3 separate regions of the Homo sapiens genome follow, and regions 1 and 2 are each linked to region 3. The links are chromatin loops, found by intact Hi-C in ENCODE. Cell type or tissue: ascending aorta. All regions are shown on one strand. Region 1 overlaps CHRM5 (cholinergic receptor muscarinic 5). Region 2 overlaps AQR (aquarius intron-binding spliceosomal factor). Region 3 holds the start of ACTC1 (actin alpha cardiac muscle 1).

Region 1 (8,000 bases), 740 kb before region 3:
CCCAAACAATAATAGTGGGAGACTTTAACACCCCACCGACTATATTAGACAGATCACTGAGAGAGAAAATTAACAATGATATTCAGGACCTGAACTCAGTTCTGAATCAAGTGGACCTGATAGATATTTATAGAACTCTCCACCCCAAAACAACAGAATAAACATTCTTCTCATCACCCACAGAACTTACTCTAAAACTGATTACATAATCAGAAGTAAAACACTCCTCAGCAAATACAAAAGAACTGAAATAATAATAGTCTGTCAGACCACAGCGCAATCAAATTAGAACTCAAGATTAAGAAATTCACTCACAACCACACAACTACATGGAAACTGAACAACCTACTCCTGAATGACTCCTGGGCAAATAATGAAATTAAGACAGAAATCAAGAAGTTCTTTGAAACTGAAACAAAGGACAAAGTACCAAAATTTCTGGGATGCAGCTAAAGCAGTGTTAAGAGGGAAATTTATAGCACTAAATGCTTATATCAAAAAGCTAGAAAGATCTCAAGTTAAAAACCTAACATCACAACAAAAAGAACTAGAGAATCAAGAGCAAACAAATTCCAAAGCTAGAAGATGACAAGAAATAACTAAGATCAGAGTTGAACTGAAGGAGATAGAGACAAGAAAAACACTTTCAAAAATCAACAAATCTAGGAGCTGGTTTTTTGAAAATAGGTAAAATAGATAAACCACTAATTAGACTAATAAAGAAGAAAAGAGAGAAGAATCAAATAAACACAATCATAAATGATAAGGGAGAAATCACCATTGACCCCACAGAAATCCAAACAATCATCAGAGAATACTATAAACACTTCTATGCACGTAAACTAGAAAATCTAGAAGAAATGGATAAATCCTGAACACATACACCCTCCCAAGACTGAACCAAGAAGAAACTGAATCCCTTAATAGACCAATAATGAGTTCTGAAATTGAGGCACTAATAAATAGCCTACCAACCAAAAAAAGAAAAAAAAAACCCAGGACCAGACAGATTTACAGCAGAATTCTACCACAGGTACAAAGAGCTGGTACCACTCCTACTGAAACTATCTGAAAAAATTGAAAAGGAGGGACTCCTCCCTGACTCATTCTATGAAGCCAGCATCATCCTGATACCAAAGCCTGGCAGAGATACAACAAAAAAAAGAAAACTTCAGGCCAACATCTTTGATGAACACTGATGCAAAAATCCTCAATGAAATACTGGCAAATGAAATCCAGCAGCACATCAAAAAGTTTATCCACCACAATCAAGTTGGCTTCATCCCTGGGATGCAAGGTTGGTTCAACATATGCAAATCAATAAATGCACTTCATCACATAAACAGAACTAAAGAAAAAAAACCACATGATTATCTCCATAGATGCAGAAAAGGCTTTGAAAAAATTTAAATCCCTTCATATTAAAAACTCTGAATAAGCTAGGTATTTAAAAAACATACCACAAAATAATAAAAGCCACCTGTGACAGACTCACAGCCAATGTCATACCAAATGGACAAAAGCTGGAAGCATTCCCCATGAAAACCAGCACAAGACAAGGGTACTCTGTCTTACCACTCCTATTCAACATAGTATTCAAAGTTCTGGCCAGGGCAATCAGGCAAGAGAAAGAAATGAAGCATATTCAAATAGGAAGACAGGATGTCAAATTATCTTTGTTTGCAGATAATATAATTCTATGTCCAGAAAGCTCCATCATTTCAGCCTAAAAGCTTCTTAAGCTGATAAGCAATTTCAGCAGTCTCAGGATGCAAAATCAATGTGCAAAAATTGCTAGCATTCCTATACATCAACAACAGGAAAGCACAGAGCCAAATCGTGAATGAATTCCCATTCACAATTGCTACAAAGAGAATAAAATACCTAGGAATACAGCTAACAAGGGAAGTGAAGGACCTCTTCAAGGAGAACTGCAAACCAATGCTCAATGAAATCAGAGAGGACACAAACAAATGGAAAAACATCCCATGCTCATGGATAGGAAGAATGAATATCATGAAAATAGTCATACTGCCCAAAGTAGTTTATAGATTCAATGCTAATCTCATGAAACTACCATTGATATTCTTCACAAAATTAGAAAAAAACTACTTAAAAATTCATATGGAACCAGGCCAGGTGCAGTGGCTCAAACCTGTAATCCCAGCACTTTGGGAGGCCAAGGCAGGCAGATCACTTGAGATCAGGAATTTGAGACGAGCCTAGCCAATATGGTGAAACCCCATCTCTACTAAAATTACAAAAATTATCCAGACATGGTGGTGGGTGCCTACAGTCCCAGCTACTCAGGAGGCTGAGGCAGGAGAATTGCTTGAACCCAGGAGGCAGAGGTTGCAGTGAGCCAAGATCATGCCACTGCACTCCAGCCTGGGTGACAGAGTGAGACTCCATCTCAAAAAAAAAAAAAAAAAAAAATATATATATATATATATATATATGGAACTGAAAAGAACCCATATAGCCAAGATAATCCGAAGGAAAAAGAACAAAGCTGGAGGTGTCGTGCTACCTACTTCCAAACTGTACTACAAGGCTACAGTAATCAAAACAGCATGGTAATGGTACAAAAATAGACACGTAGGCCAATGGAACAGAATAGAGAATTCAGAAATAAAACTACACATCTACAAACATCTGATCTTTGACAAACCTAACAAAAACAAGCAGTGGGGAAAGGATTCCCTATTTCATAAATGGTGCTGAGAGAACTGGCTAGCTATATGCAGAAAATTGAAACTGGACTCCTTCCTTATACCTTATACAAAAATTAACTCAAGATGAATTAAAGATTTAAATGTAAAACCCAAAACTATAAAAACTCTAGAAGAAAAGCTAGGCAATACCGTTCAGGACATAGGCAAAGGCAAAGATTTCATGATGAAAGCATTAAAAGCAATTGCAACAAAGCAAAAATTGACAAATAGGATCTAATTAAACTAAAGAGCCTCTGCACAGCAAAAGAAACTATCATCAGAGTGAATAGACAACTTACAGAATGGGAGAAAAATTTTGCAATCTATCCATCTGACAAAGGGCTAATATCCAGAATCTACAAGGAACATAAACAAATTTATGAGAAAAAAACAACCCCATCAAAAAGTGGGCAAAGAACCTGTATGAACAAACACTTCTCAAAAGAAGACATACATGCGGCCAAAAAACGTGAAAAAAAAACTCAACATCACTGATCATTAGAGAAATGCAAATCAAAAACACAATGAGATCCCATCTCATGCCAGTGAGAATGACTATTATTAAAACTCGAGAAAACAACAGATGCTGGCAAGGCTGTGGAGAAAAAGGAACACTTCTACACTGCTGGTGGGAGTGTAAATTAGTTCAACCATTGTGGAATACTGTGTGGCAATTCCTCAAAGTCCTAGAGGCAGACATACCATTTGACCTAGTAATCTCATTACTGAGTATATACCCAAGGGACTATAAATCATTCTATCATAAAGATACATGCATGTGTATGTTCACTGCAGCACTATCCACAATAGCAAAGACATAGAATCAATCTAAATGCCCATCAACAATAGACTGGATAAAAAATGTGGTACAGATACACCATGGAATACTATGCAGCCATAAAAAGGAACAAGATTATGTCCTTTGCAGGGACATAGATGGAGTTGGAAGCTATTACCCTGAGCAGACTAACACAGGAACAGAAAACGAAAACTAAACACCGCATGTTCTCACTTATAAGTAAGAGCTGAATGATGAGAGAACACAAGGGCACATCCAGGGAAACAACACACACTGGAGCCTGTGGGGGTGAGGGTAGGAGGAGGGAGAACATCAAGAAGAATAGGTAATAGATGTTGGGCTTAATACCTAGGTAATGGGATGATGTGTGCAGCAAACCACCCTGGCACACGTTTACCTATGTAACAAACCTGCACCTCCTGCACATGTATCCCTGAACTTAAGATAAATGTTGGGAAAAAAAGGAACAAATGGTTGCTTGAAAACAATTTTAAAACATCTTAAAAGTAAATAAGCTGGGTGCGGTGGCTCACACCTGTAATCCCAGCACTTTGGGAGGCCAAGGCAGGCAGATCACCTGAAGTCAGGAGTTCGAGACCAGCCTGACCAACATGGAGAAACCCCATCTCTACTAAAAATACAAAATTAGCTGGGCATGGTGGCACATGCCTGTAATCCCAGCTACTCAGGAGGCTGAGGCAGGAGAATCACTTGAACCCGGGAGGCGGCGATTGCGGTGAGCCGAGATCACACCATTGCACTCCAGCCTGGGCAGAAAGAGTGAAACTCCGTCTCAAAAAAAAAAAAGTAAATAAACAAGGCCAGGCCCGGTAGCTCGCACCTGTAATCCCAGCATTTGGGAGGCCGAGGTGGGTGGATCTCTTGAGGCCAGGAGTTTGAGACCAGCCTGGCCAACATGATTAAACCCCATCTCTACTAAAAATACAAAAAATTATAATTATCTGTGTGTGGTGGTGTGCACCTGTAGTCCCAGCTACTCAGGAGGCTGAGGCAGGAGAATCTCCTGGATCCGGGAGGAAGAGGTTACAGTGAGCTGTGATCACGCCACTGCATTCCAGCCTGGGCAACAGAGTGAAACACTCTCTCAAAAAAATAAATATAGGCTGGGCACAGTGGCTCATGCCTGTAATCCCAGCACTTTGGGAGGCTGAGGTGGGCGGATCATGAGGTCAGGAGATCAAGACCATCCTGGCTAACATGGTGAAACCCTGTCTCTACTAAAAATACAAAAAATTAGCCAGGCATGGTGGCGGGTGCCTGTAGCCCCAGCTACTCAGGAGGCTGAGGCAGGAGAATGGTGTGAACCCGGGAGGTGGAGCTTGCAGTGAGCCGAGATCACACCACTGCACTCCAGCCTGGGCGACGGAGCAAGACTCTGTCACAAAAAATAAATAAATAAATAAATAAAAATAAACAAATAAATAAAATGTGGAAATGCAAGTCCCACCCTTCTACAATTTAACAAGATTATCCAGGTAATTCATATGCATATTAAATTTTGAGACACACTGATTACAAAATCCTGGTGACCTCAGGTGATCTGCCTACCTCAGCCTCCCAAAGTGCTGGGATTACATGTGTGAGCCACCACACCCAGCCTAAGCAGGTATTGTTATACGTGTTTAACAGATGAGAAAGCCAGGAACTCAAAATATGCTGAGGGCTGTTTTCACTACACTAACTTCCAAAGCAGCTAAGTAACTGCCGTTTCCCTAGTTAAGAATAGAAGAAAGTTGAGGGCTAAAATTAATAGTTTCCAGTGTTTTCTACTGTGAGCCTATAAGAAGAGCCTGAAAGCATTTTAAAGGATAAACCATTAATTCCAGTCTCTTAATTCCATATATGGAGAAACTGGGGCCCAGAGAGAATACATGGCTTGTCTCAAATCACAAGATTTTAGCCGAAATTAGAACTCCTACTCCATACTCCTAGTTCATTGTTTTTTACTAAAATGCATTTCCCAAATGTGATTCATGGATTCCACAGGATATTAACAGACATTCCTCTGAGAAAGGCTAGATAAGCTAAGCTACCTCTGTGTTAAGCCAAATTAAGTAATGTTCTCTACTGCAGAACCTCCCAGCTTTCACTAGGCTAATGTGTCTTCTGAATCTTTGAGAGCTCTACATACTACATGGTATTTTCTCAATTTATCAGATCATGAAACCTTTTCAATCATGCATTTGAAGTAGTCCTAGTCTATGAGCAGACTCTGAGGAAGACTGTGTTAGCCTCGGCTCTCCTCAAGGTTGTTCTGCTTGAATGATTGGGAGCAGTTTGTTATGTTCCTAGAGGTAGAGCGCCCACCAAAAAAACTAAAGAGGAAGGGCCAGGTGTGATGTAATCCCAGCACTTTGGAAGGTTGAGGCAGGCAGATCACTTGAGGCCAGGAGTTCGAGGCCAGGAGTTCAAGGCCAGCCTGAGCAACATAGCGAGACCCTATCTCAAAGCAAAATGAAACCAGAAAAAAATTAGCTAGGGATTGTGGCACATGCCTGTAGTCCCAGCCACTCAGGAGGTTAAGGTGGGGGGATCCCTTGAGCCCAAGAGGTTGAGGTTGCAGTGAACTATGATCACACCACTGCAATCCAGTGTTAGCACCACAAAGCATCTAAAAGAGCCAGTTTGTGGTCGTGAAAATATTGCCTTATTATTTTACCCTGTCCCTTAATAACCATGCCTCAGGCTCATTCCTACCAGGAGAAGAGTTTTGGTTTTTTTTGGTTTTTTTTTTTAGGTGGAGTCTTGCTGTGTCACCAGGCTGGAGTGCAGTCGCATGATCTTGGCTCACTGCAGCAACCTCGGCTTCCCAGGTTCAAGCGATTCTCCTGCCTCAGCATCCTGAGTAGCTGAGAATATAGGCACATGCCACCACGCCCAGCTAATTTTTTTTTTTTGTATTTTTAGTAGAGACGGGGTTTCACCATGTTAGCCAGGATGGTCTTGATCTCTTTACCGCATGATCCACCCACCTCGGCTTCCCAAAGTGCTGGGATTACAGGCATGAGCCACTGTGCCCAGCCAGAATAGTCATTTTGATGCTCTTGTTGCTGGATTGCTACTTTGTAGTGAACATTCCCTTGTGTCAGGCACTGGCTGAATACAACATGGGTTATCTCATTTAATACTTAAAACAATCCTATGAGGTAAGGACTGTTTTTATCCCCACCTCAAAGTTTAAAATCTGAGACTCAGGTTAAGTAATGTGTCCAAAGTCATACAGTAAGTTGGAGCCATATGTTGTAGCCCACACCTGTAGTCCCAGCTACGTGGGAGGCTGAGGCAGGAGGATCGCTTGAGGCCATGGGTTCCAGCTTCAGTGAGCTATGATGGTGACACTGTTCTCCAGCCTGAGTGATAGAGCAAGACCTTGTTTCTAATAAATTAATTAATGTCATACAGCAAGTAATGGAACTAGGTTTTTAATCTGAAGCTGACCAATGCCAAATTGTGATATGATTGTGAGGTGATGTTACCACTGTAAATTATTTTCTTTTCCCTTTTAGCAAAGAGCTTATTCCATTTATCAGAGAGAGAGAGATTTATTTTTATTTTAAAGGACTGGGTCACATGATTGTAGGGGCTAGCAAATCTGAAATCTGCAGGCAAGCTGGAAAATCCAGCAGGAATCAATGTTGCTGTCTTGAGTTCTAAGGCAGTTTGGTGACAGAATTCCTTGCTCTTTTCATTCGGCACCTCAGTCTTCCCTTAACCCCTTCAAATGATCGAATGAGGCCTACCCACATTATGGTGGGTAATCTTCTTTACTTAAATTCTACTGATTTCAGTATTAATCATATCTGAAAATACCTTCGCAGCAATATCTAGACTGGTGTTTGACAAAACAACTGGGTACTGTAGCCTAACCAAGTGGACACATAAAATTAACCATCACACTATTGATAAATAAAAAATTACAGGAGGTCATTGTTTTGGACTAAGCTCTTGAACTAGGCTCCAACAAACCAGAATAAAAATCAAAATGGAGCCACCCATACTAAAGTTCCAAGTCAACAAACCTAAACTAAGTTGTTATTTGACCTGAGAAATCAGGAGAGAGAGAGAGCCAATTTCCCAAACAGGCCACTATAAATCTTCAATCAGCATAATAAGGAAGTTCTCTCTGCTTTAATTCTAACACACACACACACACACACACACACACACACACACACAGCCTGAAGTAACCTGATGTTAACTAACCAGTTATTTTCTGTTGTTCTGTCTGGAAGTAACTAATACACCCTTGTTCTTTGCTTCTGCTTTCTTCAGGCCTTCTCTGCCTATAAAGCCAAATTCTTCTGGTCAGCTCATCAGAACATTTATTTCACAAAATGAAGAATTGCCTGATTCTAGAATCACAAATAAAGCCAACTGAGATCTTTACAATTGTTTTAATTTTGTTTTTTGACACAATATAATATACAAAGTCATAGAAATGTAGGTATGTTAGTTCCCATAGTCCA
Region 2 (8,000 bases), 78 kb after region 3:
GGCAACTCAGACATTTATCTTTTCATCAATTTGACAAAAAGTTTATTGCTTACCCTGCAGATACTGTAATTTATAGTCTCTCTATCTTTAGGAAGTTTACAAAACACTTTTTAAGTCAACTACATGGAGGTATAGTTTATACACAATAAAATGTGTTCAAGTGTACAATTTGATGAATTTTGACAATACATTTTCCCATGTGACCACCACCACAATAAAAATGTCCATCATCTCAGGCCCCATTTTGGTCAAATCTGCATCCCCCAGCCCCAGGCAACCACTGATTTACTTTCTGTCACTACAGATTATTTTTTGCCAGTTCTAGAATTACATAAAAATAGCATCAAAAGGATATATTCTTTTGTGTCCTGTTTCTTTCAATCAGCATGTTTCTGAGATATATTCATGTATGTGTACATGAGAAATTCATACCTTTTTGAGTATTCTTTCACTGAACAAATATACCACAGTTTTGTCCACTCACCTTTTCATGAAAAGTTGGCCTGTTTCTAGTTTGAAGCTATCTTGCATAAAGCTGCAATAAATATTCATGTACAAATATTTTTGTGGACATGTTTTCATTGCTCTTGAATAAATATGCAGGAGTGAAATTGCTGAGCTGTACAGTAAGTGCATACTTTATAAGAAACTGTCAAACTTTTCCAAAATTGTTATCCCACTTTACACATTCCCCAGCAATGTGTAAACTCTAGAACCCCAGTTCTAGAGTTTCAGTTGTTGTACATCCTTGCCAACATTTGTCATAATGTCAATCTTCATCATTTTACCCATTCTTTTGGGTAGGTAGTGGTATATCATTGTAGCTTTAATTTCTATTTCCTTGACAACTAATGATGGTAAGCACTTTTTCATGACGTATTGGCTACCTGTAGGTCTTCCTTATGTGAAGTGTCTGTTCAAGTCATTTGCCCATTTTGTATTGGTCTGCCTTATTTAGTAATAACTTTTATAGGAGTTCATATATTCTGGATATACGTCCTTTGTTGTTATGTGTGGATATTATACCTGGGAATTCTGTTGCCACTCTGACCATGTGGAGAACTGGGCTCACATGCTGACATTAGCAGGGCAGAATAACATCGTTGAGCTACCCTGTAACCCAACCTTGGAACCACCCTATTTCCATCTTGTTATGAGAGAAAGTAACTTTCCTTATTATTTGAGTAAGATTTTCTGTAAAAGGACTCAAATATTGAGGTCCTTCTATTTCTAAACTTGCAAAATTATTAGTTTCTCAGTTTCACTCTATTCCTTATGAAGTATTCTGTGCAGTGTCTATTCTTCCCTGTATTCCTTTTGATTTTGTTTTCATTCCTCTGATTTTATTTTCTTCCAGCTTACATTTCATCTCTTTCTGAGTTCTTACATTTCTCTGCTTTGTAGCTTTTCCTCAAAGATATGGTTACTTCATTAAGTATTTCCCAATTTACAGCAAAATGTATATTTGAAAATTTCATCTTTTCCAGGCCAACATGGTTTCTGGAGCATGTATCCTATCTATGTTTTGCTGTTCTTCATTTTTTCCTATAAATTGAGCTTGTGCTAGTTCCCTTTATACTATTCATCACTGAATAAGTAAGTTTCTTAGATTAGCTATGTGGGAGACATGAAGATGGGGTGAGCAAGGCTGTTTTCTGAAGGCTGGACGGTTTTCATAACAAAAGGCCCTCTTTTCTTCTGCTACTGCACAGATAGTCTATAAAAATAGTTTGTCCCCTCTTTTTCTCATTTTCCTGTTACATTTGCATAATTTCCAAAAAAGGTGAGCTTTTACATAGCCATGTTCATAGCCAAAGTCCTAATTTTATCATTAGTATTATCTTTATGTTTTTTCTAATGTATTCTACCCTTCATTAATGAAAGAATCATCATTTTATTTGATATTATGCATTTTTGATTACATAAAAAATATATATATTTTTAAAATCCCAAGGTCTGAATACATTTTACAATCTTCCCTTATTCCCAAGACAACCTCCCCCTATACACAATAAAAAGCAGTCTAAATTATACCCCTGCAAAGCAAAACATACTCCTTGTAACAGTACACATATTATAATGTAATTTTGTTATATATCATTTTATGAACAAAAAGTTTCAGAAACATTTCTTTTACCATCAATAAATATCTTTTATGTGGTAGCTGAGATAGAAAGTCACATCAAACCAGCAAGACTGTCAGAGAGTTATTTATAGTTCCCATTATTTCATTTTCTCAAATATCTTAAAAAGAGATAGCAAAGAGGCAAAGCAGAACAATATAAACCTTTCCATCTTGCCAAAATGATGAATAAGAGAACATATTATAATTATAAAAGTACCTTGTTTGGTCTTCCAATCAATGGATTGTTTCCACATCGTCTATTGATGATGTCGCGAATAAGATGCTTTTGGCCATTATATGTTGTTAGAATACTGATTTTGTCAGCAGGGTAACCAAGTAAACACATGTACATAAAAAGTGCTACTACATATTCTGCCTCTCCAAGATTCTGTAATGCAAACATAATCAGACTGTGCATTCATTTGCTTTTGTTTCAATTTTATAGAGAAAATATCTCATCTAGATAAGCAAAACTTGTTCACTTTGCACACTGCAAGAAGTGAAGACTTAGTAACTTGGATAAGTGAGTACCTTTCATAAAACTGAGGGATAATTTTATGCTACATTAACAGTGATAAATACAAACTTTTAATTTGCAATACATGGAACAATCCTAAAATAAAACTTACCAACTTAAAGGCTTAATATTCCTAAGACCATAACAATCACAATATAGATTAATACTATTCTGGCCAGGCATGGTAGCTCACATCTGTAATCCCAGCACTTGGGGAGGCCAAGGCAGACAGATCACTTGAGTCCAGGAGTTTGAGACCAGCCTGGACAACATGGTGAAACCCTGTCTCTACTAAAAATACAAAAATTAGCTGGGCATGGTGGTGCATGCCTATAGTCTCAGCTACTCTGGAGACTGAGGTGGGGGGATCGCTTAAGCTTGGGAGGCAGAGGTTGTGGCGAGCTTCAATCGTGCCTCTGCACTCCAGCCTGGTGACAAAGTGAGATCTCATCTCCAAAAAAAAAAAAAAAAAAAATTCTATACAATGTGCCACAACTGTAGTTACACAGACACAAAACTATAAAGGAACAAAGTAACTAAGAAGCCAATACAATACCCAGTTTAATAGCAAATACACCTAGCAGTATTATAATTGACTCAATTTTTGCACAGTGCTTTTCCTCCTTCCTCATGTTTCTTAATGTTTTTTGTATGCTTTGTTTCTGTTCTCTGCGTAATGGTTGTCACTTCTACTAGATCACTTTAGGTGGGATGAGGATGTGACCGCAAATTGGTCAGTCTGGTTTACTGTTAAATTACAGACTAGAAAGGAGCTTAAAACTAAGGCTTATTCAACTTAAAGGTGAGGAACCACACACAAAGCTCTTTGGTCCAGTTCAGTAGAGACTAAATCCAAAGTACTAGATGAAAGAAGAAAGTAAAATAAGAATATAAACACAATATTTAAAAAAAAAAAAAAAGGAAGCTGGATTTCATGCAAAGGCAACCGAAAGATTACTGGAAGACTTCTAAAAATATCATTTATATTCTGGTTCTTTGTGACGCACAGCTTGAGTTACAAGTTCATTTAAGTTTTCTAGTTCTTTAACACTGCCCAATTTGGTACTTTGCCCAAAGGTTAGACATGAAGCATTAACAATAAAACAACATGAACTGTATTGTGACCAAACATTTTAGAACTCGCTCCAAATGAGTCAAGTCCCCTTCAAATTAGTGACTTTTATTCATTTATCCACCTAGTCTTTCCCTCTCGACACTAATTCTTCAAATGTTATCACTTAAATGCATAGTATTCTTATTTTGGGGGACAGTGTTTTCAACTCTCCAGAAATATATTTAATAGTGGCAAATCATCATCTGAAAATATATTTATTTCTTGAATCGCTAAAAACTCATCTAGAGTTAGGCTTAATGAATAAGAAAAACAGGTAACCAATCTGGATAAAAATGTTTCAATCAATACTACAGTATGACTCAGGCAATGAAACTGACTCAAAGAAGAAATTCCAAAAAACCAATATGTAATGAAAACATCAGTTGATTACTGATAGAATAATTAATTTCTAAGGTGGCTATTAGGAAACATCACTGATTTGAACTAGGTTCTAATATTTTTAAAGTTATCATTTAAAGGTCACATCTGTTCTCAGGCATTAAGTACACAAATAGAGTAACTTGATTTAATATAACCAAATATTTGGAGGGACAATAAGATCTGCATGAGTTACATCTATGCATACACATTTAAGCTGATGATAAATGATGCTTTTTCATGAATAACTCAAGATCTCTAATTTGTATAACAACCTATATTGGATATTTTGCTGTAAAGAGAGAGAGAAAAAAAGAAAAAAATTAAAATAACCCCAAATGCTACCAACCAAAGACTATATTTTGATGTATATGCTGCCAGGTCATTTTGTATAGATTATCTGTATGTATTTCTATATGTATGTATTGCAGCTCCTTTTTAAAATGAGATACTGTAGATATACTTTGCAACTTTTTTCCACTTAATATAGCATAAACATTCTTCCTGTTAGTAAATACAATGTTATCATTCTTAGTGGCTATCTAGTATTTCTTTTATATGGAATATGTAATAATGCAATTAATCCCTACTGACAGATATTTGGGTTGTTTCTCATTTCCAGAATAATTTGCAGTGATGAACATGAAGCATACAAGTCTTTCCAAACTTGCCCAATTATTTTTTTAGGATAAATTCCTAGATGTGAGAACATTGCTTTTCATACATGCTGACAATTTGTCCACCAAATTATTTTCCTACTAGCATTGTATGAGAATAAAGTTTCCCCAAACCTATCCCAACACTGAGCATTGTTATAGAAGTGAAAATGTAATTCAGTGATTTATACTTGTTATAAAATATGAATTGCATATTCATATTTTCCTGTTAGTCTTGATTTTTTAAAACAATTTATGAGTTCTATAAATATATTCAGAATTCAACTTGTTTGTTAAATATTGAAATAAATTTTAAATACTGAAAATAAATCTTTTCTCCAATCGCTATTTTTCTTTATGATTTCTGCTTTTGTAACAAGCTTAGGAAGACCTTTCTCACTCCAACACTGTATATTCATTAATATTTTCTTCTAGTAGTTTCTAGTTTGTTTAGTTTCTTTAGTGCATGTATTTTTAATCAATCTGAAATCGATTTTTCATATGCTATGTGTAAGGTGGGGTTCCAACTTTCCTTTTCTCAACGGCCAAATGGTTAAGTATCACTGATTTAGGCATATGTCAGCCAGCAAATGCAAAATAAACTTATAAGCTTCCTATTTTTTCTTACCTGATAGAAGTAAGGATTAGGTTCAGATTCTCCCACTCCTTGAAAATCTTCAACATTAATGAGCTGGAAGTCATACAGTAAGCCAGCATTTGCTGTACTAAACTCTGGCAAGAGCTGCACATGGGGTAAGTTTCCTAGATTCTTGTATCGCCAGTTGTAGAGGTTGCACAAGCTTTCCAAAGACAAATTCCCCCACAAACAGAAAATATTAGCAGTGTAAAATCTCTTTTAATATACATAAGGAGGTTTCTGTTTCTGTGCTTCTTTTAAATTTTCATGTTAGCCATTTTGGCTCATCTTTTAAGCAATAATGCTCTTTCAACCTTAGCTTCCCTACTTCAAGTAACCAAGGGTCAGAAGACTGAAGGTACTACAAAAATGAGAGTTCTATTACGCTCTCTGAGGTCAATGCTATCTTTATCCCTTAAATTAAAAAATCAAGGAAGACTAAAAATTGAGGACATTTGGGGGTAACTATGAGATGGGGCCTGCATCCTTTATGAAGTAAGAATTGGTGTGTTCTCCTCTTGTTCACTTTATTTTTAGATTTTAAAATTATATTAACTGTATATCTTTTGGGGACATGAAGAAAGGAGAAGGGACAATGAAAAGAAGCCTTTAGATTATAAGTTACTTAAATTAATATTAATGAATGAAATGAAGGAAATAAATTATTTGGTCCATTCACATCTCTTGCAGAAGTCGACAAAAGTGCTTTTGGATTTATGGATAGCCAAGTTCCTGGATAGCCAAGAATGCTAATAGTCTACACAAAAGCTATTCACAAATACTTGGATCATGGAACAAATGTCCTTAAATGGGAATGATTTTTTTTCCTGTCTCTTTTACCTTGCTCTGGCTCTCCCTTGAGCATCAAGGTCAACAGTCGGAACTCCAACGCGAACAAAGCGAGTGAAGAGAGACTGCTCCATGTTTGAGTACTTTTGAAAGGCCATGTTCTTAATAACTGGAGGTAACTGGTGATGATCGCCAATCATAATCCATCGTTTTAGTCGGCTAAATCCATCCTGAGGATTCTAGAAATGAAAAGTAAGGAAATGGCAAAATACTCTATTATCCTCTTGTCTCCAATTTATTACCCGAGAGACTCAGTCTTCATCAAACAGCTTCCTTATCTTACAAATTACCAAACTTTACCAGCTCCACAAACAGGAGTCTAGCAAATTTACAGAACAATTTGTGAACCAATTATGGACGTTATTGCTCCTGGGTGACAGTGGGTGAGGGAGAATGGAGGTATTTAGAAGGCAAGCATGGAATTACCCTACTTTAATAGGCAGGGTAATCCAAAGAAGGCTGGAAGGATTAGGTCAGGCATTAGGTAACGAGCACACAGAAAGAAACAGAAGCCCAAGAAGAGAAATGGAAAGATGCGAAATAAACATGTTTCACAATTAGCTGAGGACCAATTCTGAACCCACCAAAGCAGTAAAAACTACCTTCTTTAATTATCTACACTACTACTTCAATTTCCTACTCTATATGTCTCCTAGTTCCTTGAAACATATCCTGATAGAATACATTCCAAGTTCCAAGTAGCTTCACTTATAAAAACAACTTCTGGAACTCAATTTATCTGCATATTAGAGTGGTCTCTATCCTTAAGTTGGGAATTCCACATTTTGTTTTTAATGCTTCAATAGTAAAGAATATTTTACAGTAAAAAAATTCTTAAATAGCACAATTTAGCTCAAAAACTTAGGCATAAAGAAAAGCAATGCACTCAGTGAAAATGAAAAAAATAATTCTACAAACAATTATAACAAAAGAAATGAAGAAACAGCTCATCTTCCCACCAAACTGCACAACAATGTAATTTTCTTGATTAAAATTACTAAATCTTTTCAAAACTACAGAAATAGACTATGAAATTTTAAATAGTACTTCTCGAAGCAAAACAACTACTAAATAGCCAGTGAATAGATTCAAGAAAGTTTACAGGCTTAAAATAGAATACCAAACATAATGAAGTTAAGGAAAATACATAACTATGGCAATCAGCACACCCAAACTGTACAACTTTCTGATGCTGTCCTCAGCATTCTTAGAACTCTATTTTCTTTGCCTCAGATCTTATATTTCTTACCTGTAGAAGAAGAGGGATAAAAGTTTCTATCTCCAGAATCTGAGCAGCCTCTTCCATCAAAATGTTGTCATACTAAGAAAGAGGAAATCTTGTCATAAAGACAGCTTAAAAGTCAAACAACTACCATCATAAACATAATCATCAAAAAAACCCCAAATAATTTCTGATAAAAACGACATACAAATTATTCAGACAGATAAAAATAACAACATACACATTATTCAAACAGAAACTTCATGGTCTTACTTATCATTATGCCTCTGCATTTCCAATTCAAGTATTTGACTTCAGGAAAGCCGCCTAAATATACAACTTTACATTGAAAAGATCTTGTATATCATTTCTTGAATTGCAATGCCAGTTTGGTTCTTTTCAATTTAGTTCTTTATTTCTACATCAGAAAGCATCAATTTATAATTATATATGAAGTCTTTCCCTTTGGTACTCTTACTCTGGTAGCATTTTGGGATAATTT
Region 3 (8,000 bases):
TGTGTGTGTGTCTTTTTTTTGTCAAAGATTTATTTTTATTCACTGCTTAAAAGCATTTTGGAAGTTACCTATCTTGGGAAAAGTGCTAAGAAAATCAGAAAAAGTGGTAGAAAAGCTAACAGGTAAAGTTTGTAGGAGACAAGAAACTGAGTATGAGGGAAAAGGAATTTGGAACGTAGTTCTGCTTAGAATACCAAGACTTGCCTCGGATCTCCCACTCACAAAAGTTCTTTACCTTAATCTTCATGGTGCTAGGAGCCAGAGCAGTGATTTCCTTCTGCATACGATCAGCAATACCAGGGTACATAGTGGTGCCTCCAGATAAGACATTGTTGGCATACAGGTCCTTGCGGATATCAATGTCACACTTCATGATGCTATTGTAAGTTGTTTCATGGATGCCAGCAGATTCCATACCTGGGAACGAGTCACACACACACACACACACACACACACACACACACACACACACACATCACAGTGCATTCAGGTCAAGGTAGAGGGAAGAGAACAGAACTTCTTTGTGTGGGGGAGCTGTCACCATTTGTCTCTGAAACATATGTTCCCCTATAAGACACACTGCAGGGTGGAATGGGTGCCTCACAGTTAATCCACAATACAATGCCAAGAAAGGAGCAACTGTGCTTAGCACCTGTTTCAAGTAAACACCTCCTGAAACTCTCAGATGTATGAAGATGTATTGGAAAAGGAAAAGATACACGTTTAAACTAAAATGAATGTAATTTTTGTTTATGGACTTAAATCAGATCCTGACAAAGTTCCTTATGGAAAGCATTGCTTAGGAAGGATATTTGTTGACATATAAGTGCCCAGTTATTAATATGAGTAGGAATGTTATTGCATTTAATGATGAGGAACTTGGAAAGTCCAGCTACTTGGTAGTGAAACTTACGGGAATAAGTCAGCTCTTGTGAACTAGCCCTTTTCCTGCAGATACGTGCTATTCAGTTACTACTCTGTGTCATCCTTTATTTTGAGATGAACTCAGTGTGTCATCCTTTATTATATCACTAGAGCAGAACATAGACTTCCCCTTTAATGAGCCATCAGGACTTGAGGTTGAGCTGTGTGGGAATCCAAACTATGACTTCTTTTAACTCAAGGGCTTCTTGAGCCTTCTAGATTTTACTCTGGGAGACCCTAAGATTTCCAGGGAAAATCGTGCCTCTGCACCAGACCCTACAACTCACCAATGAAGGAGGGCTGGAAGAGTGTCTCAGGACAGCGGAAGCGCTCATTGCCAATAGTGATGACTTGGCCATCAGGCAGTTCATAGCTCTTCTCCAGGGAGGAGGAAGAGGCAGCTGTGGCCATCTCATTCTCAAAATCCAGGGCGACATAGCACAGCTTCTCTTTAATGTCACGGACAATTTCACGTTCAGCTACAGAAATAAAGAGTATCACAGTCATGCTCTGAAGCAAGAAGTCAATTATAGGGAGGTAGGCGGATTCAGTGAGAGAGGAGGAAAGCAGACCCACACTGTGGCAGATGAGACACACACACTCACCAGTGGTGACAAAGGAGTAGCCACGCTCAGTGAGGATCTTCATGAGGTAGTCAGTGAGGTCCCGACCAGCCAGATCCAGACGCATGATGGCATGGGGCAAAGCGTAGCCCTCATAGATGGGGACATTGTGAGTTACACCATCCCCAGAGTCCAGAACAATGCCTGCCCGGGGAAGTAGACAAGAACAAGGTAAATTCCTGAGGACAACACCACTGCTCTAGCCACGGCAAAGCCCGCTTCCAATCTTGGCTAAGAGATGCTAGCAATGGGCATTGATCCAGATAAAATTAGATTCCTTACACACAAAGAATAAAAATGCGCATCAGGAATACTAAATCTGAAGCAAACTGCAGCTCATCTTTTTAACTATTATAGTAGAAAAAATTCCCGAGGACACTTTCAAATGACCATCTTTCTTGTCAGCCACGAGCACATTATGTAAGCACCCAAGGGTGTTTTTCTTTGCTCCTATTGAACTTACACGTTTCTCTCTCTTTTGACTCAGACCCTGTATGGAATGTATTCTCCTTGGGGATGCTTGCCCAGGTGATGTGATGGTTTAAACACATAACAATGACTGCTGCACTCCAAGCTGCTACACTGCGCTGAGCTTTAAATGAGGGAAGGACCTATCTCCACAAGCTATCAGCTCCAACAATAATTGTGCTCCGAAACTAACCTCAGGGCACTACTGTTAACTCTTTCTCTTAGCACAGACCTTGCTAGGGAATGGGAGGAAAGGGATTATCCCTTTTTCAACTGGGGGATCTGATTCACAGCAAGGTCGGTGACTTGGGAATGTGATTCATCAGTAACTGTCCCCAGAGCCCAGCATACCTGTGGTACGGCCAGAAGCATACAGGGATAGCACTGCCTGGATGGCCACGTACATGGCAGGGACATTGAAGGTCTCAAACATGATCTGAGTCATCTTCTCCCGGTTGGCCTTGGGGTTCAGCGGGGCCTCTGTGAGCAGGGTGGGGTGCTCCTCGGGAGCCACACGGAGCTCATTGTAGAAGGTGTGGTGCCAGATCTTCTCCATGTCGTCCCAGTTGGTGATGATACCATGCTCGATGGGATACTTCAGGGTCAGGATGCCTCTCTTGCTCTGGGCTTCATCACCTACGTAGGAGTCCTTCTGACCCATACCCACCATAACTCCCTATGAGAAGAAAAAATGAGAAAATCATGCTCTCACCATGTCAGGAATATAATCAGTGTCTTGTCCATTTATATCTAACTGCCCAAGTCAAGGAACATATTTAAATACCAGAAATAACAAGCAATACGATTTTACCCCAATTTAGAAGAATTATTTAAAAATCAATCTTCTACCTTCTCCCCACTCCCCCAAAGATGTATAATTCTATTGTTGAGAATATAACTCAGGAGAGAATGAAGCTATTCCACTGAAGAAGCAGAGCCTCACCTCACCTTAAAAATATCATATGCCTTCATTAAGTTATTAAGCTCATCACCCATGTCAACTGGAATATAGATGACTGCATTTTGGAATGACTGAATTAATGACACATTGTATTTCTCCTAAGAAAAAGATTTTGACATTCAAGTGAACACATAATGATGGGCTGATATGCCATCCTCACTCCAACAGTGAAATTCAGCCTGTCCAGAGCTGTTCTGGAGTCATTCACCAGCTCTGAGGACTAAGCTCTCCTGCTTGGCAGCCTGTCTGGCCAGGCATGTGACAAACCCAGAGAGCATGGCATGTCTTTTAACAAACGAGGTGGTATGTCACTATCACCATGGCACTTGCTGCCTCTGTCACGCCTGGCTTCTAAAAATGCAACAGCCAGGAAGGAGATAGATTGATTACACCTTTGGGGAACCCTGTAAACTGGCTGTGAACATGAGAGAGGAATGTGGATTTGGTCCTGGTTGGTTGGGAGAGGTGATATTGTTAGAAGTTTTAAACAGGACTGAAAAGAGAGGACAAGGAAGAAAATGAAGTGTATAAGGCAGAGAAGACACTAAAGACTAAAAGTCCAAAAGGCCATTAGTGGAGAGAAGCAGGTGGCTTTCACACCAGGGAGTGGGACCCTTTTAGAGGCGTGCCACTCAGGTGTACATTCCTCAGTATGTTGGGGTTTTGTGGAGTATTGCTTGCCTTGGCTTGGATTTGAAGTCAATCAGCCTTCTCTTAATTTGGCCTAAAGAGTTCATCGAACAAGAGGGTCAGGTGAGAGCCATTTCCTAGATCGCTGGACTGAAGGGGTCCCGAGTGGGACGGGGGGCTCGGCGGGAAGTTTACCTGGTGCCGCGGGCGGCCCACGATGGACGGGAAGACAGCGCGGGGCGCGTCATCGCCCGCAAAGCCGGCCTTCACCAGCCCAGAGCCGTTGTCGCACACCAGGGCGGTGGTCTCCTCGTCGTCACACATCTTGGCACAGCTTCAGGGGGTTCTGCAGGTTGAGGAGGGGAGGGCGGACCACGCTTAGCTGCCTGTGCAGCTGGCCTTCTCCGCACCCAGAGGACAGGACAGAGCAGAAGGGGGTTGTGGGGACTGGACAGGGGGTTGGGCGGGGAACACTCCTGCCACCTCCCTTCCCCTCGAATCATAAAAGGGAGGGAAGAAGCCGCGGAGGAGACTGGGGACAGAGAAGGGCAGAGGAATCCACCCAGGCTCCCTGGCCAGGAGTTCCAGCTAGGGTGCCAGGTGCAAGGAGGGACCCAAGAAACCCAGCCCCTTAGTCCTCCCCAGCCCTTTAACTTTCTTCCTTTTCACGAACTGGGAACTCGATCTCCAGCCCTGTCCATATCGCCATGCCTGTGCCCCAGATGGAGGGGAAAGCGCACGAGAGTAGGGACCCAAAAGCCCCTTGGGGAGCCACAAAATTCCCCTTCTTAGAGCCCCTGCGAGGTCCTGCGAGGACCAACGCCCAGGACAAAACAAGTTAGAACCAAATCAAAAAGTGTGGGCTTTAAAAAAAAAAAAAAAAAGGCAGTCGCAGAGCGGCAGGAGCTGGGGCCTTGGCTGAATGCGGGCCGGGCTGGCCAGGTGGCGGCGCGGGGCTGGCGTCCGGCGCGGCCCGCGGACCAGGCGAGGAGTGAACGCGGAGGGCCGGGCGCTGACTCACCGTCGGCGGGGCGGGTCGGCTCGGCTCCGGCGGCAGCGGGCTCTGGGTGGCTGGCTCCAGGAGGGCCGCTTTATAGAACGCTGATGGACAGGGTCAGTTGGAGCAGCCGGGGGCAGGGGTGGGGGGCCCGGTCTGCCACCTTGCCTTATTTGGTCCCCTTCGCACCCGCTAGGACTGCCGAGGCCATTCATGGAGCCAAGGGCAGGGGAGAGGATCAGCCAGGGAGCCCCCAGACCATGTAAGGAAGGGGAGGGGGCAGTCAGGGGGATGGCCAAATAGGGAGCTGGGGAGGGGCAGGCGCTGAAGGGTAGGGGGCAGGGGAAGACTAAGTGACGCCAGCCCACCCCTCCCCCTTTCTGGGGTGTGGGTGCTCCCTGGATGGTCTGTGGATTCGGTCCTCCGCAGCCCTGCCAGCCTTGGGGACAATAAGCCACATGCAGTGGGAAGGCTTGGCGCCCTGCCCTCTGCTGAGGGGTCCTGACAGCTGGGCCAGGGCAGCAGGGGAGCAACAGCGGCTTCTCATCTTCCAGGGCTGCCACCAGCACAAAGGACACCGCAGCAGCACATCTGAGTGGCTGCAAAAGGGGCACCCAGGACAGGGCACCCTTCTGGTCTAGTCCCCGCCAGCCTGAATGGCTTTACTCAGAGAGCTGGTGCTGGGCTCATCTAGGTCAGAAAGCTGAGATTAACCAAGGCCACCCGAGTTCCAACCCATGCATGGATCAGGGTCTGGCCAGGGAAGAGTCAGAAAAGGGTTTCTGTGAGAGCTTGGCCAAGTCTTGCTGGAGAAGGGACCAGGTTTACCCCAGCCCAGTTATTGGGTAGCCCTCATCCATGCTGCAGGGTTTTGCTCAAATTCAGACTCTGGTCTTCAGGCCAGAAAAGGATCCCCTGCTGCCAAAGTGAATAAAGGAACAAATGCCAAAAGTAGCTTGCCCACTTGATGGTGGGGAGATGAGCATCTTTAAACTGGGGGCAGAGGCCCTCACTCCAGGTGGAGACAAGACTGCAAAGGCAAATACTTTGATGGAGAACATAGCAACAACTTAAACTATAGGACTACACCAATCCTTGCTACTCAAAGTGCAGCCCATGGACAAGCAGTATTGTCATAACCTGGAAATGAGCTAGAAATGCAATCTCAAGAGCCATCCCAATCCGCTTTTCAGCAAGATCCTCATTTGCTTGGTATGTACATTAAAGTGTGAGAAGCATTGGCATAAATGACAGATATCATCTCCTCTGTGGAAAACAGATTTTGCAGGATCTTGAACTTTTGAGAAGGAAAAAGAAAAATGACATGAAATGAGGAGAGGGAGAAGGAAGAGGGAGATGTAAGAAGGACACAGATCACTAGTTTGCCCTGGGGTGCCCTGCATTCTCAGTTCTTGACTGGAGCTTTGATTTTTAATGCTTGTGTTTTTCCTCCAGTTCACACCAGTTAAAAATAGAAAACTGGGCACTGGCATCTCTCTCTAGAGTGGTCTTGGGCTGATATGCTGAGGAGGCCTGCTGATTAGATACTTGTCCCGACTGGGGAATGCTGGGCCCTCCCCTCTGAACTCCCCAACCATGTTTGGGTTGGTCTGGAGAAGAAACGCGATGGGCAGCTGTGTGGTGGGGTCGGGTAAGAGACCTGGCTGAGATTACTCTGTGCAGCACAGCAGGCATTTTACAGTGAAAATGTTTATTGACAGGATGCCAAGAGTAGAACTGCCTTGTCTCGTGAAAATATAGAAAAACCAAGGAAAAGGAGAAATGGGACTGGTGTCAGAGCCAGACAGAACTGGGCTCAAATGCTGCCTTTATCACTTACTAACTATCTGTTTGGTCTTGAGCAAGACACTTAACCTTCCCAAGCCCCAAGTTTTCCCTCTCAAAAGTGATACCATAACACTTGTTGCAGAAGTTATTGTGTATTGTAATAGTTAGAAACAAATGCTGTAAGTAATATGGAAGATACAAAGCAAATTGTATGTGTAATAATGATACTTTTGGAGGCAGTAGTAGCTCTGCCTTTTAAAGAATCAGGTTGATTTCATTCTTCATTGATTCAGCAAATCTTTGCAGGACAAGAACTGTGCTAGTTAAGGATTCAGTGATAAATAAAACAGAGCAGGACTCATCCTCCGTGGCAATTACAGAAAAGTCAGACAGCTATGGCACAAACTGGGAGGGAAGAAGAGGTATCAGCAGGATAGTCACAAAAAGGGAATGGAGGTCTGAAAGAGTTGCCGAGAAAGCCTTCCCCAGGATGTGTTGTTCGTTTTTAAAAGTAGAGCAGAACTGAAGTTTATGAACATTTGTGTGAGAGAAAGAGTTTCTGCATGGGAGTGGCTGGTGAGAGACTCCCACTATGACTGCTATAGGTGCAAAGACTCTCAGGAATGGAAAACCATGATTATTGACCTTTGTCCTTCGCACAGGCTTCGGGGATCTAGGAGGCCACTTCCAGCCCCCTCATCTCAGGACCATTGGCTCTAGTGGGAGGCCAGTAGAACAGTGCAGGACACAACAGCAGTTTTGTGAAACAATATTCACCCTTAAAATGTTTGAAAAATGTGTTTCCTATTCCGCTCAATTTCATTGCCTAACACTCAAAACAGTGTATTTTCATATGTGTTATGTGTGTAGCAAGAACGAATGCTTATTTCTTAAAAATTTATGATTGTTTGATATTTACTATTTGTATTACCACTCAATTTCCACATTTTATTTATTTTATTTTTATGTATTTGTTTGTTTGCTTCAGACAGGGTCTCCCTCTGTTACCCAGGTATAATCAGGTGCGGTGGTATAATCAGGGCTCACTGCAGCCTCAACCTCCCAGGCTCAGGTGATCCTCCCACCTTAGCCGATTCTCCCACCTTAGCTGATCCTCCCATCTCAGCCTCCCAAACAGCTGGGACTGCAGGCACATGCCAACACACCCCGCTAATTTTTGTATTTTTTGAAGAGACGGGGTTTCACTATGTTGCCTAAGCTGGTCTCAAGCTCCTGGGCTCAACTGATCTGCCAGCCTCAGCTTCCCAAAGTGCTGGGATTACAGGCATGAGCCACCAAGCCTGGCCTTGATTTCCACATTTTAAAAACTTTGAACCCTATTTTATATATTTTAAAATGTAAACCAACAGGAAAGTAAGATTTCATGACTGAGTTTTATTTAAACTACTTTTTACAGATCCACTTAATTTGAAAATTGAGATTGGCTTTTTAAGCATATAAAAATGACATCTCAAAAAAAATTACAAAACAAAGAAGAAAAAAATGACATCTCCTCTTTGGTACATTCTAGATTTTTTTTTAATTATGGTAAAATATGCATATATCAAATTTACTATCTTAACCATTTAGGAATACAGAGTTCAAAAGT

What was found. A loop is a pair of places that touch in the nucleus more often than their neighbours do. Peaks named below come from ENCODE experiments on the same cell type or tissue, not always from the same donor. Only the 100,000 strongest peaks of a DNase experiment are listed, where the experiment ranks them.
Region 1: a loop joins it to region 3, with 3 times the contacts of the local background. A loop is called at or near these places in 1 of 110 quality-filtered maps.
Region 2: a loop joins it to region 3, with 2.6 times the contacts of the local background. A loop is called at or near these places in 1 of 110 quality-filtered maps.

Annotation. Positions count from the first base shown.
Region 1 is chr15:34,050,885-34,058,884 of GRCh38, forward strand. The region is part of intron 2 of CHRM5 (cholinergic receptor muscarinic 5); the gene reads left to right. It also overlaps a transcript of AVEN not described here. Among named protein-coding and RNA genes, the nearest start is that of AVEN, 16 kb to the left of the region's middle. In ascending aorta, no CTCF peak of the experiment used is centred here; no DNase peak of the experiment used is centred here; H3K4me3 peaks cover 591 bases; H3K27ac peaks cover 3,565 bases.
Region 2 is chr15:34,868,410-34,876,409 of GRCh38, forward strand. It overlaps AQR (aquarius intron-binding spliceosomal factor), which reads right to left. Exons shown (of 35, transcript NM_014691.3): 28 at 7,526-7,597; 29 at 6,268-6,455; 30 at 5,419-5,590; 31 at 2,343-2,513. Among named protein-coding and RNA genes, the nearest start is that of ACTC1, 77 kb to the left of the region's middle. RefSeq lists an enhancer at 5,743-6,942. In ascending aorta, no CTCF peak of the experiment used is centred here; no DNase peak of the experiment used is centred here; H3K27ac peaks cover 1,990 bases.
Region 3 is chr15:34,790,879-34,798,878 of GRCh38, forward strand. ACTC1 (actin alpha cardiac muscle 1) reads right to left here and starts at 4,671. Exons shown (of 7, transcript NM_005159.5): 1 at 4,628-4,671; 2 at 3,802-3,952; 3 at 2,367-2,691; 4 at 1,530-1,691; 5 at 1,212-1,403; 6 at 236-417. The coding sequence starts at 3,930. All of the region lies in intron 2 of GJD2-DT (GJD2 divergent transcript), which reads left to right. RefSeq lists an enhancer at 5,818-6,289. In ascending aorta, a CTCF peak has its summit at 4,527; DNase peaks (open chromatin) are centred at 3,244, 4,693 and 5,052; H3K4me3 peaks cover 4,280 bases; H3K27ac peaks cover 6,162 bases.